2 separate regions of the Homo sapiens genome follow, and region 2 is linked to region 1. Evidence: chromatin loops called from intact Hi-C (ENCODE). Cell type or tissue: A673. All regions are shown on one strand. Links, peaks and the distances in the headings refer to the core of each region. The heading gives the core; the rest is flanking DNA.

Region 1 (5,399 bases), core at 288-5,287:
TGGCAACATCCTGTCCATGAGTAAAGAATCTTATCGTGAGCTTTCAAATTGTTGACGTACTGATAAATGCATAACCTACTGACACTGAAAAGGACACTGATTTATTTCTGAATTATAAAGTTTTACTGACTGTCTTGCACGTAGACATTCTAGCCTGTATGTTGCAATCTGTTTCCAAGGATTGTAACCTCTGTATTGTACCCATCAATAATAATGGACAACTCCCATATGAGGAGTCCCCCCTCCCTTCCAAGCTTTCTTATAAACGCCTTCCAACTTGTCACAGACTCCAGAACACTCCCAATTTTGTTGGTGTGTTTTCCCAGGTCAATCCTCACATTTGCCTTCCAATAAACCATTATCAAATTATTTCTGCCTCAACAGCCTTCGTTTTGGTGGACATTGCCAATGTTACTATTTTGTGAACATATTCTATTATTTATTTAACCCACACTCTATTTACTGTAATCTATGTGTGCATCAAAGTTACATAGCTTTGAGGTTGAGTCCTGTGATGTATAGCTTTTCATCTCCCCCAATTTTTTTTTTTACTTCTCTCCTTCCTCAATTACTCTTATTTTGAGGCAGATAATGGACAGATAAACTTATCTCTTCAGGTGTGTTAGAATTTTAGCATTGATGTATATGATAATTTCTATATAAGTTTTAGTTAATATATAAATTTTGCATAGTGTGAATATATTATAAGCAAGTGCTGTAGTTGGAAGTAGGAACTAGGAGGTTAAAGCCTTAGGATAAACATTTGTCACTTATAGCCAGACGAGAAAAATATTTTCTTACGAGAGATTATAAAATGAAGTTATCTTTATGTCTGTTAACACTAACATTTGTACATGTAAAAAGAGAGTTGTTTTTTAGTTTTCAAATTATAAAAACTCAACTTTTTTCAATTCATGTAAAGAATCCAGGCTCCATAAATGTTTTGCAAGATTACGTTTCTTTAAAGATAGAGATAGATAGACAGATAGATAGATAGATAGATAGATAGATAGATAGATATTTGTGTTTAAGCAAACAAATGAATAGCTTTGTAAATAGTAGTAGGCAAGGACAATTAATTAATCTCTTAATTTCTTAATTGTTCTTTCCTGCTGTGGACTTTTCCCAGTGATTTTTTATTTTAAGTAACAGTTAATTCGGTTAAATGAATTGGGTATTTTCAGCCAACAGATATTTCTTGGCCTCACTCTGTGTCTGAGGCGCTGAGTCGGGGTGGGGATTAATCAGTTGATCAGGGAAAATTCCAAAACAATCATTAATGTCTAGAATCACAGAAGACATTTCCTCATGACAATATAGTATTGAGAAGGCAGAATTGTCTTGTTAAGTTATAAACTACAGAAGTGGGAAAGTAGCATCAATTACAAATGTATCCATTTACTAGATAATCTAAAACTTTATGATTTTGTAGAGAAACAGCCCATACTATTATTCTGTGTGTTGTTTATATGGTTTTGTTTTAAAACAGAAATGTTTACTGACAGGATGCTAAAATTTCTGCTTTTGAAAATTACCTGCTCTCTCAGGTGGGAATTCTGGAAATACTAAGAAGAAAATTACCTGAATTTGCCTTGGACAAATTTTTATTTGACTCTAAAGCCATATACACCAATAAATCAACTGACTGGGGGTAAAGATTTTAACCATCAGCTTTCTCTGTGATGATTTTGCATTTTTCATTATGTTATGAGAGTAAGCTATAGCCTAGGCCAGAATCCCATGGCTTTGGGCTAGAAAGATGAGAATGTAATGAGGTAGAAAACATATACACAAATTGCAACATCAATGATGATGTCCTTATAGCTTAACTTGCTTGCATAACTGCATTATAAATGGAGACATAAAAAGATACAGCATGTGGACATCAACTTGTAAATCAGCAACCCAAGGGCCTAAGAGCTTCACAACCTTGGAGCAGTCAGTTTGCATGTTTTCTTCAAAACAATTCAGAATGTACAACACTCATAGAGGACTGGCCTTTTTTTTCTATATTAAATGAAACACAGTTCTTAGAGACAGAATGATATATATATATATATAATTATATATATATAAAATGATATATATATAATTATATATATAATTATATATATCATTAGATATATATACATCATTAGATATATATCTAGATATACATATACATCATTAGATATATATATCTAGATATATATATCATTATATATATTATTAGATATATACATCATTAGATATATATATCATTAGATATATATACATCATTAGATATATATATACATCATTAGATATATATATATATATATAACTTTTTCATTTTAAAAGTTAAGTGACAAGAAGCCATTTCTTCCTTGTTATTACTAAAAGCTGACAGAAAGCGATGGGAAAAAGAAAATTGTGGTGGAATGAGAAGGTGATTGGTTTCAAGTAAGAGGACTGCCACCAACCTAGTCTCTGTTTCCTCAGTTTGGTTAAGAGATCTCTGAAAATATTCCAGCCAAATTTATTTATGTTACAGCCCTAAGACTCTTGAGAATATCTTTCTAAGCCTTTTGTTAGTTCTGAAAGTCAGTTCTAGCTAATGGCACACTAATCTTTCCTTCTGTTCTTAAGTTTAAAGGTAGCAGCAGCAGTAGCTTGCTCTATGTCCCAGACAACCTCTGCCACACTAGGGCTTCACAGCTCATCAAACACAGAGCTGTTAATTTTCTAAAACTTTACCCCCAAACAGGAAAAAAAATTAAGAGATTATGAAGGAAATTGTTTTAGTTTGTTCTTGCATTGCTATAAAGGAATACTTGGGGCTGGGTAATTTATAAAGAGAAGAAGTTTTATTTTGGCTCACGGTTCTACAGACTGTACAGGAAGCATGGTGCCAGCCTCTGCTCCTGGTGAGGGACTCAGGAAGTTTACAATTATGGCAGAAGGTGAAGGGGGAGCCAGTGCAACACACGGTGAGAGAGGGACAGAGAGCAGGGGGAGGAGCCAGACTCCTTTAAACAACCAGCTCTCACATGAATTAACAGAGCAAGAACTCACTTACTACCGTAGGGAGGGCACCACACCATTCATGAGGGGTCCACTCCTCTGACCCAGATACCTCCCACAGGCCACGCCTCCAACACCGGGGATTACATTTCACCATGAGATTTGAAGGGAACAAATATCCAAACCATATCAGATACCAACTTAATAATGTTTGTATTTTATCAGTATACTTAGGAGAAAGATTAAAGATAAAGTAGCAGTAGAACACAGGTTTTTTGTGTTGGGTTTTTTTTTTTTTTTGTCAGACTTACTCTGTTCAAGTCCAAGATCTACTACTTAAAATATGTAGCCTTGAATTATTTATTTTCAGTAAACTTCAGTCTCTTCATTTATAAAATGGTAATTATAATGATAATGATGGCTGTCTCAACTTTGCTTTTTTACTATGTGCTAGAATGAAACTTAGCACATAGTAACACATTCCCTATAAGGAATCAAACTTTTGACAGTGCATCTCTTTCCTGAAGACCTTCCCTAATTAATCAGAAATACAGAAGTACACGTATGTCTGTGTATTTCACATGGATTAAAAACGTGTTTATCATAACTTTTGGAGTTTGACTCCTTCATACACATTAATGAAAAATAGAGAAAAACTTACTTTGAAGACAAAATGTTAATATCTAAGGTGGCAGTATTCCTCTTAGAATGTGTTTTCTGTTGAACATTGGAGGCTGATTTTATTAAAAAGAAAGCACATCCACATTCTCAAGATTTACAACAAAGTTAAAAACTAAAAAAACATTTGATTGTCAAAAGTTCTATTAACTATCAAAACTAGAATATTTATTTTTATTTCAATAGCTTTAGGGGTACAGGTGGTTTTTGGTTACATGTGTGAATTGTATTGTGGTGAAGTCTACAATTTTAGTGCACTTGTCACCTGACTAGCATACATTGTACCTAACATGTAGTTTTTATTCCTCACCTCCCTCTCACCCTATGCCCATCCCCGCAATGTCCAATATACCACTCTATATGCTTTTTTGTATCCATAGCTTCGCTCCCCCTTATAAATGAGAGCATGTAGTATTTGGTTTTCCATTCCTGAGTTACTTCCTTTAGAATAATGGCTTCCAGTTCCACCCAAATTGATGCAAAAGATATTATTTTGTTCCTTTCTATAGCCAATTGATATTCCATGGTGTGTATATATCACATTTTCTTTATCCACTCATCAGTTGATGGGCACTCAGATTGATTCCATATCTTTGCAATTGTGAATTGTGCTACAATAAACATATGCATGCAGGTATCTCTTTGATATAACTTATTTTCTTTTGGGTAGATATCCGCTAGTGAGATTGCTGGATCAAATGCCGGATCTACTTTCTGTTCTTTCCATACTGATTTCCATGCTGTTTTTCATAGAGGCTGTACTACTTTAAATTCCCACCAGCAGCATATAGGCATTCCCTTTTCACTACATCCACACCAACATCTATTGTTTTTTGACTTTTTAATAATGGCCATTCTGCCTAGGATAAGGTGATATCTCATTGTGGTTTTAATTTGCGTTTCCCTGATAATTAGTGATTTTTCCATGCTTGTTGGCCATTTGTATATCTTCTTTTGAGAGCTGCCTATTTATGTAATTTGCCTGCATTTTAATGGCCTTATTTGTTTTTTTCTTGCTGATTTGTTTGAGTTCCTTGTAGATTCAAAGGATACTAGTCCTTTTGTTGGATGCAGAGTTTACAAATATTTTCTCTCATTCTTTAGTCTGTCTGTTTACTCTAATAATTATTTATTTTGCTGTTCAGAAGCTTTTCAACTTAATTAAGTCCCATTTATTTTTGTTTTTTTAAAACTAGAATATTTAAGAGAATTTGTTTTATGAAAAAATATCAAGTTTAGTTTTTAACCACCTGAGCTAACAGGCAGAAATTTTGGTAGTTATCTTTATGTTTCAGTACTTGGGAAAAATAGGTATTTGCTATATATACCAATAGAACTAAATGAAATTTAATTTAAAATTCAGAATATGCATTTCAGTGTTTTCCATACTCGTCTGATTTTAAGCATCACCCACCCAGAATCATTTCTGATAATTCAGATTCCTAGGGTTTATTCTGGAGCTATCAAATCAGAAACTCTAAAGACAGTCTGAAATAACACTCTGTGTTATTCTTATGATCAGATAAGTATGTGAAGAACTAACACAAATATTTCTCTGAGTTAAGCACATCTTTTAAGATTTTTAATCATTACCAAACAACATGGACCTTCTAAGAGAGAGGCTTATATTAAAAATAATGCAACAGAATTTGAACAGCAATAAAGTTTACATTTTACAAACAAAACCAAATTCAATTATCTTAATTTCTTTTAATCATCTCACAGTTTTCAGATCAGTA
Region 2 (5,399 bases), core at 124-5,123, 71 kb after region 1:
CAGTTTCTATAAAAATAAATCACTCATTTCTCTAGACTTATTTCTTAGACAAAATAAAGATGTTACATGGACTTGTTATATATTAATACAGTATTACACAAGTCTATGATAAAAAGTATATTACCACATAGCCAACTTTCAATTTTTCTATTATGAAGTGCCAATATGATGTTTGGAGTAAAACAAGAAAGATGCATGGCTTTTGTAACTTACAAATAATTTAACTCACCTAAACAATGAGAGAAATATGCTATATTGAGGACCTTATTAGTTCATTATGATTCAAGAATTTTTAAAACAATGCCTGGGTCCTTTGCACCACACAGCTGGAATATGGCTGGAGGTGCTCTGAATCATGGAGAATCCAGAAAGAGAAGTATAGAATAAAGATTGATAAGGAATACACCAAGCAGATGTTTTATTTCTTCCTTTTGGGGATAATTCTAGAGATTATCACAATATAGTCTGTGGGAGGTGGAGAGAGAACAGGTAACTGGGATAACCCTGAAGTAGCTGGGAAACTCCATGTCTTTAGCACAAAGTTCTGTCAATAAAACCAAACACTGGCTTTCAGTTATAAAGACCCTGCTAGGTCAGCATCTTCCGCACTGCCTTATTGAATTGGGATTTAGTAACATAACTTGGATCTTAATCCCAAAAGTGATCAAAAGATCTGCATCATCATATCAGCCTTTACTAAGTATTAGGGGCATATTGGATGTGATGCTGAAAAGCTTCTTTCTGGTTCCTAAGGATCTTGGTGCTTTAGTGAGATAAACTAGTTATTGCTACTTGGTTTTAAAAATGGCCATGGATATTAGTAATGTACTTAACGATTACTTAAATAGCATAACAAAGGGAGCTGAATTTTCTCTGACCATAACCTGCCTCCTGCTATCTTTGCTGTGTTTGTATGTATGTTTGTGTGAGGGGGACATTTGAAAAGCACAATACTGTGAATATATAGTATGTTCACTTCAAACTTTAATTCAGAAAACGAAACCTCAAGGAGAAGAAACATTTGAAACCCAGATAAATGCCATTTTTGTCTTTCAAGCTTATGGAAAAGTTTCCTCCCTAAATCTTCCCCAATGCATCCAGATTATGGCTTCCGGTGGAGCTTCCTAATCACACAGTAGGGAAGATACATTAATGGAAGTCAGAGTAGGGTATTGAATGGACTAATGGAAGCTTTTTAAGAATTCCAAGTACTCTTCATATTAGAACCTTTGTCATAAAGGTGACAATATTAACAATAATAATCCTCTCTAACAAAAGACTAATATCAGGTCTGGCTCCATAAGAGCCACTGGTTCCCCTGTGCTCCGTCCGAGGATGCCCTGATTTCCATTTCTAGTCCTGAGCACATATTGTTCAATTTAATAACCTAAATTTTCACGAGTAAAACAGATCTTCAGAATGAATTCAGTAATTAGCTTCCCCGTTAGGGGGCTCATTTAATTTCAAAGCTAATGCTATCCACGTTTCCGTTTCTAATTAATCCAAATATAGCAATGCTATAGTAACCAGACAACATGTTCTTTGAAGAGCTGAAGCTATGACATTGTCATGACATCAGCAGACTTTCATTAGTGATATGATTTTAGAACACACTTTAAAACAAATGGAATCTTTTCTTGTCTATTTTCTTGACTTACTGGTTTTGTTTTGTGATTTTAAAATGTTTGAAATATATGCAACCTCTTCCAGTCTGATTTCTTAAGAAGTTTTTAGCTATTTATAAACAAGATAAATGCTTTCATAAGATTCAGAATAGAAGAATAGAGGTTGAGATTATTTTGAGATCAATGTCCTTGAGAAATTTAAGACAGCTATGGAAAGTTTCCTTGAGAAGTATTAGAAAGAAATATATAACTACCTGGCAGCATAAATAATCAGATTCCATTTGATTAGAGGATTTGGCATATGTGAAATTATGTAATGCTAGAATCCTGCCTTTAGCTCTTTCCAGGAATATTTATAGATATTTATAATTTGTATATTTTTGTGTTATATGTAGATGCACATATATGTGTACATATATATCCATATTTGAAGCTATAGTTATTCTTCCCTTAAAAATATCATTAAATGGAATATGGCATTGGCCTGTTTCCTGTTCAGTCATAAGGAGGATTATTTAAATGTGGTTAACTGCATGTCACATTTTCAAATTACATTGTCAAGGTTTTTCTACAGGAAGGATGAAATTAGAGATTTACCAACAGGTAAACATATTAATATAACTATACAACGATATATTATATATGTTCATACGTAGGAAGCAAAATGAAATAAATAAATAATAATAGACTGGTTAGCTGAAGGAGAGTCAAAGTTGTTCTAATCATTTATTTGGAGGTCAATCTGGCAGTTTTGTCTGGAAAAAGTCTGATCAGTTTACAGAAACAATAGGCTTGAGACAACCCCAAAAAAAGTGTAAGAACTATCTGATCAAAAGGATCACAAACAGAGAAAAATGAAAAGAAGCAATCAGTGAGCGATCCAAGGCCTACTGCCATCAAAATTACTGTTGAGAACAATGAGATAAATTGGATCCTCCCTGAGTGGTTGGAATTATGATTAGGACAGCTTTCTAAGAATGATTTTTAAATGGTTTGGATGAGGTTTTTAAGTGAGAATGAGACATTAACAGTTTTTAAAACCTTCAAGAAAAATGGTCAAGCTGTAAGAATGTTTGACCTCTGCTTCCTAGAACCAAAGCAAAGACAGGCTGTTTCATAAGAACAGAGCACCACCTTGTGTTAGTAAGTTATTACACCTCCTTGGGACACCTAAGGGAGGTTCTTTCCATCGTATTAAGTGAGAGCCTGTCAGTAATGCTCTTGAGTACAACAGGCAAGTGTCATAGCTTCCTACCATTTTACGCTCTAAGCCTTATGTAGTGTCTGTGTTTGTGTTCCTAGGAAGATAGAGAAAATGATGTAGAGAGGTGATGAATCGGACAAAACAAAAAATACTTTTTTGTATTTTTAATATGAATGCTTTTATCTCAGGAAGGAATTTATAAACTAAATTCATAGCACTGATACCACATTGTTTTTGCATTTAACACATCATATTCATTGCTTCTTAACATGAACTAGGTTAAGTACCAAATCTCAATGAAGCAATTTTGAATTTAAAATAATTTAGAAGTGCATTATTTCTGGAGTCTTCAAATAATTGTTAAGGAACGATGAAAGATCTAAAAATCTTAAGATGAAAGTAAAATCCCCTTAGATTTTTCTAGTAAAGACACAACACTTATAAAGTAAGAAGAAACATTAGTCGAATAGCATTAAAAATCTTCACTTTCCTATAATTGCTGCCCTAGAAATTTTATCTTTTACATAAAGAGAAACTTAAAGCCATGCAACAAATGTAAATATCTTGTTCATTCTTCAAAATTAAACTCAAATCTTAACGAACAGTCTTCTGTGGTCACTAGTGTTCTTGTGGCACTTGATTTGTAAAATTAAAACTTGTTTTGTATTAAAATGGTTTTTGCTCATGTTTCATCGCCTCTAGCATATCTTCAGCTCTTTGGCTATAATGTACTGCCCTCAGCCTTTTTTGTGACCCCAAACTATCTAGAAGAGTTATTGTCCTATGAAACTTTCTGTGATGATAAAAATGTTTTCTGAACTATCCAATACGGTAATCACTGGTCACATGTGGCTATAGAGCAATTGAAATGTGGCTAGTGTGACTGAGGGACAAATTTTAATTTTATTTTTTTTGAGACACAGTCTTGCTCTGTCACCCAGGCGGGAGTGCGGTGGTGTGATCTCGACTCCCAGGCTGCAGATCCATGGCAACCTCTGCCTCCCATGCTCAAGTTCAAGCGATTCTCATCTCTCAGCTTCCTGGGTATCTGGAACTACAGGCATGCACCACCACGTCTGGCTAATTTTTGTATTTTTAATAGAGACAGGATTTCCCCATGTTGGCCAGACCGGTCTTGAACTCCTAGCCTCAAGTGATCTGACCGCCTTGGCCTCACAAAGTGGTGGGATTACAGGTGTGAGCCACCGTGCCTAGCGTGATTTTTAAATATTAATTAATATAAATTTAAATTTAAATAGTCTCATGTGTCTAGTGGCTACTGTATGGACAAGATGGACCTAAAAATACCTTAGAAAAATATATATTCAATGAATAAATGTCAAATTATTAGAACATTATGTGTTAAATTATTTCTACTTTTTGTTGTAGGAAATAATTACAATTCTCAGCTTCATGTTTTGTGTCTTATCTCAAATAAAGCTTGAGAATTCTGTAACTCATTCACATAAGAATTTTTTATAACCTAAATTATTGAGATAGTTTTGCTTCCTTCCTATACTCACCTTCTGGCCTTTATTCTCATATAATTTTTTAAGTTTTGCCTCACAATTCTGCATAAATTCTGAAAAGCAATAAATTTAATTATTTGAACAACATAGGAGAGTTTTTAAGTATATATGTAAGTGAACTTGAAATCTATACGAGTAGATTTAAATTTCAGCACTATCTTGTTCAAATGTCAAAAGTAAAGTCACAGAGGAACCCCTTATCTCATTAAGTCCTTCTCTCCCTCCATCCTGACCAATGGCTTAGAATAATATGACATCCTGAAAAACTTTTCTGGATGGTACCCTGCAAGTGTATAGGCATATAGAAATATTTTGCATTCAACTCCCAAATTATTTTCATTTAATTTACTCATAAAATATTATATCTATATTATATGTCAGTCACTTAGCCAAGTACTGAGGCAGATACACAGGCAAACTCTCTATATAATACATCCTTAAGGTTTTCAGTTTTGAGGCCAGGAAGCAGTTAGTTTTAACAGTTATTAATATATATTGAACACTTAATTCTTTCAAGATCTCTGTGGTTGTATCATTAACCTCATTTTATAAATGATAAAAGTAAGCCTTGGAGAGGTTAAGTAACTTCTTTAAAGTAATACTGTAAAGCTGGCAAATGAAAAAGCCAGAATTCGAATTTAGGTCCTGTTACTTGCAAGTCAGACAATGATAACTGTCATGTTTTATTACATTTTTAATAAATACTTATTTTAAATAAACCATTATGAATGCGTTAAGAGTTTGGTGGAAAATGTTATTAGAACTCAGTGAGTATGTTTCTCATGAATTCAAGTATATCAAGTATATACTTTTTTGATTATCAGAGATGTGGATTCAAACATAAAGGAGGGAGAATTTTGTCTCATAACCAGATAAACACATATTTATCAAATAATATGTAATTTGAGCTAGACACAAAACAGATCCCCTAATTACATAGTTGAGATTTTGTGGCTGTGCAGGCATTTCTGATCATGTGTTTTTATTCATCTACAGGATTCTCTGAATCACTATTTGAATAAGATATCCTAAAAACTTCAT

The links. Peaks named below come from ENCODE experiments on the same cell type or tissue, not always from the same donor. Only the 100,000 strongest peaks of a DNase experiment are listed, where the experiment ranks them.
Region 2: it touches region 1 in a loop (2.2-fold over the local background); 9 of 110 quality-filtered maps call a loop at or near these places.

Annotation. Positions count from the first base shown.
Region 1 is chr3:148,448,602-148,454,000 of GRCh38, reverse strand. All of the region lies in intron 3 of LOC105374150 (a long non-coding RNA gene), which reads left to right. Among named protein-coding and RNA genes, the nearest start is that of LINC02046, 170 kb to the right of the region's middle. In A673, for the core only: no CTCF peak of the experiment used is centred there; a DNase peak (open chromatin) is centred at 2,930.
Region 2 is chr3:148,377,329-148,382,727 of GRCh38, reverse strand. All of the region lies in intron 4 of LINC02046 (long intergenic non-protein coding RNA 2046), which reads right to left. Among named protein-coding and RNA genes, the nearest start is that of LINC02046, 99 kb to the right of the region's middle. In A673, for the core only: a CTCF peak has its summit at 2,752 (motif pointing left); DNase peaks (open chromatin) are centred at 1,107, 1,467 and 2,757.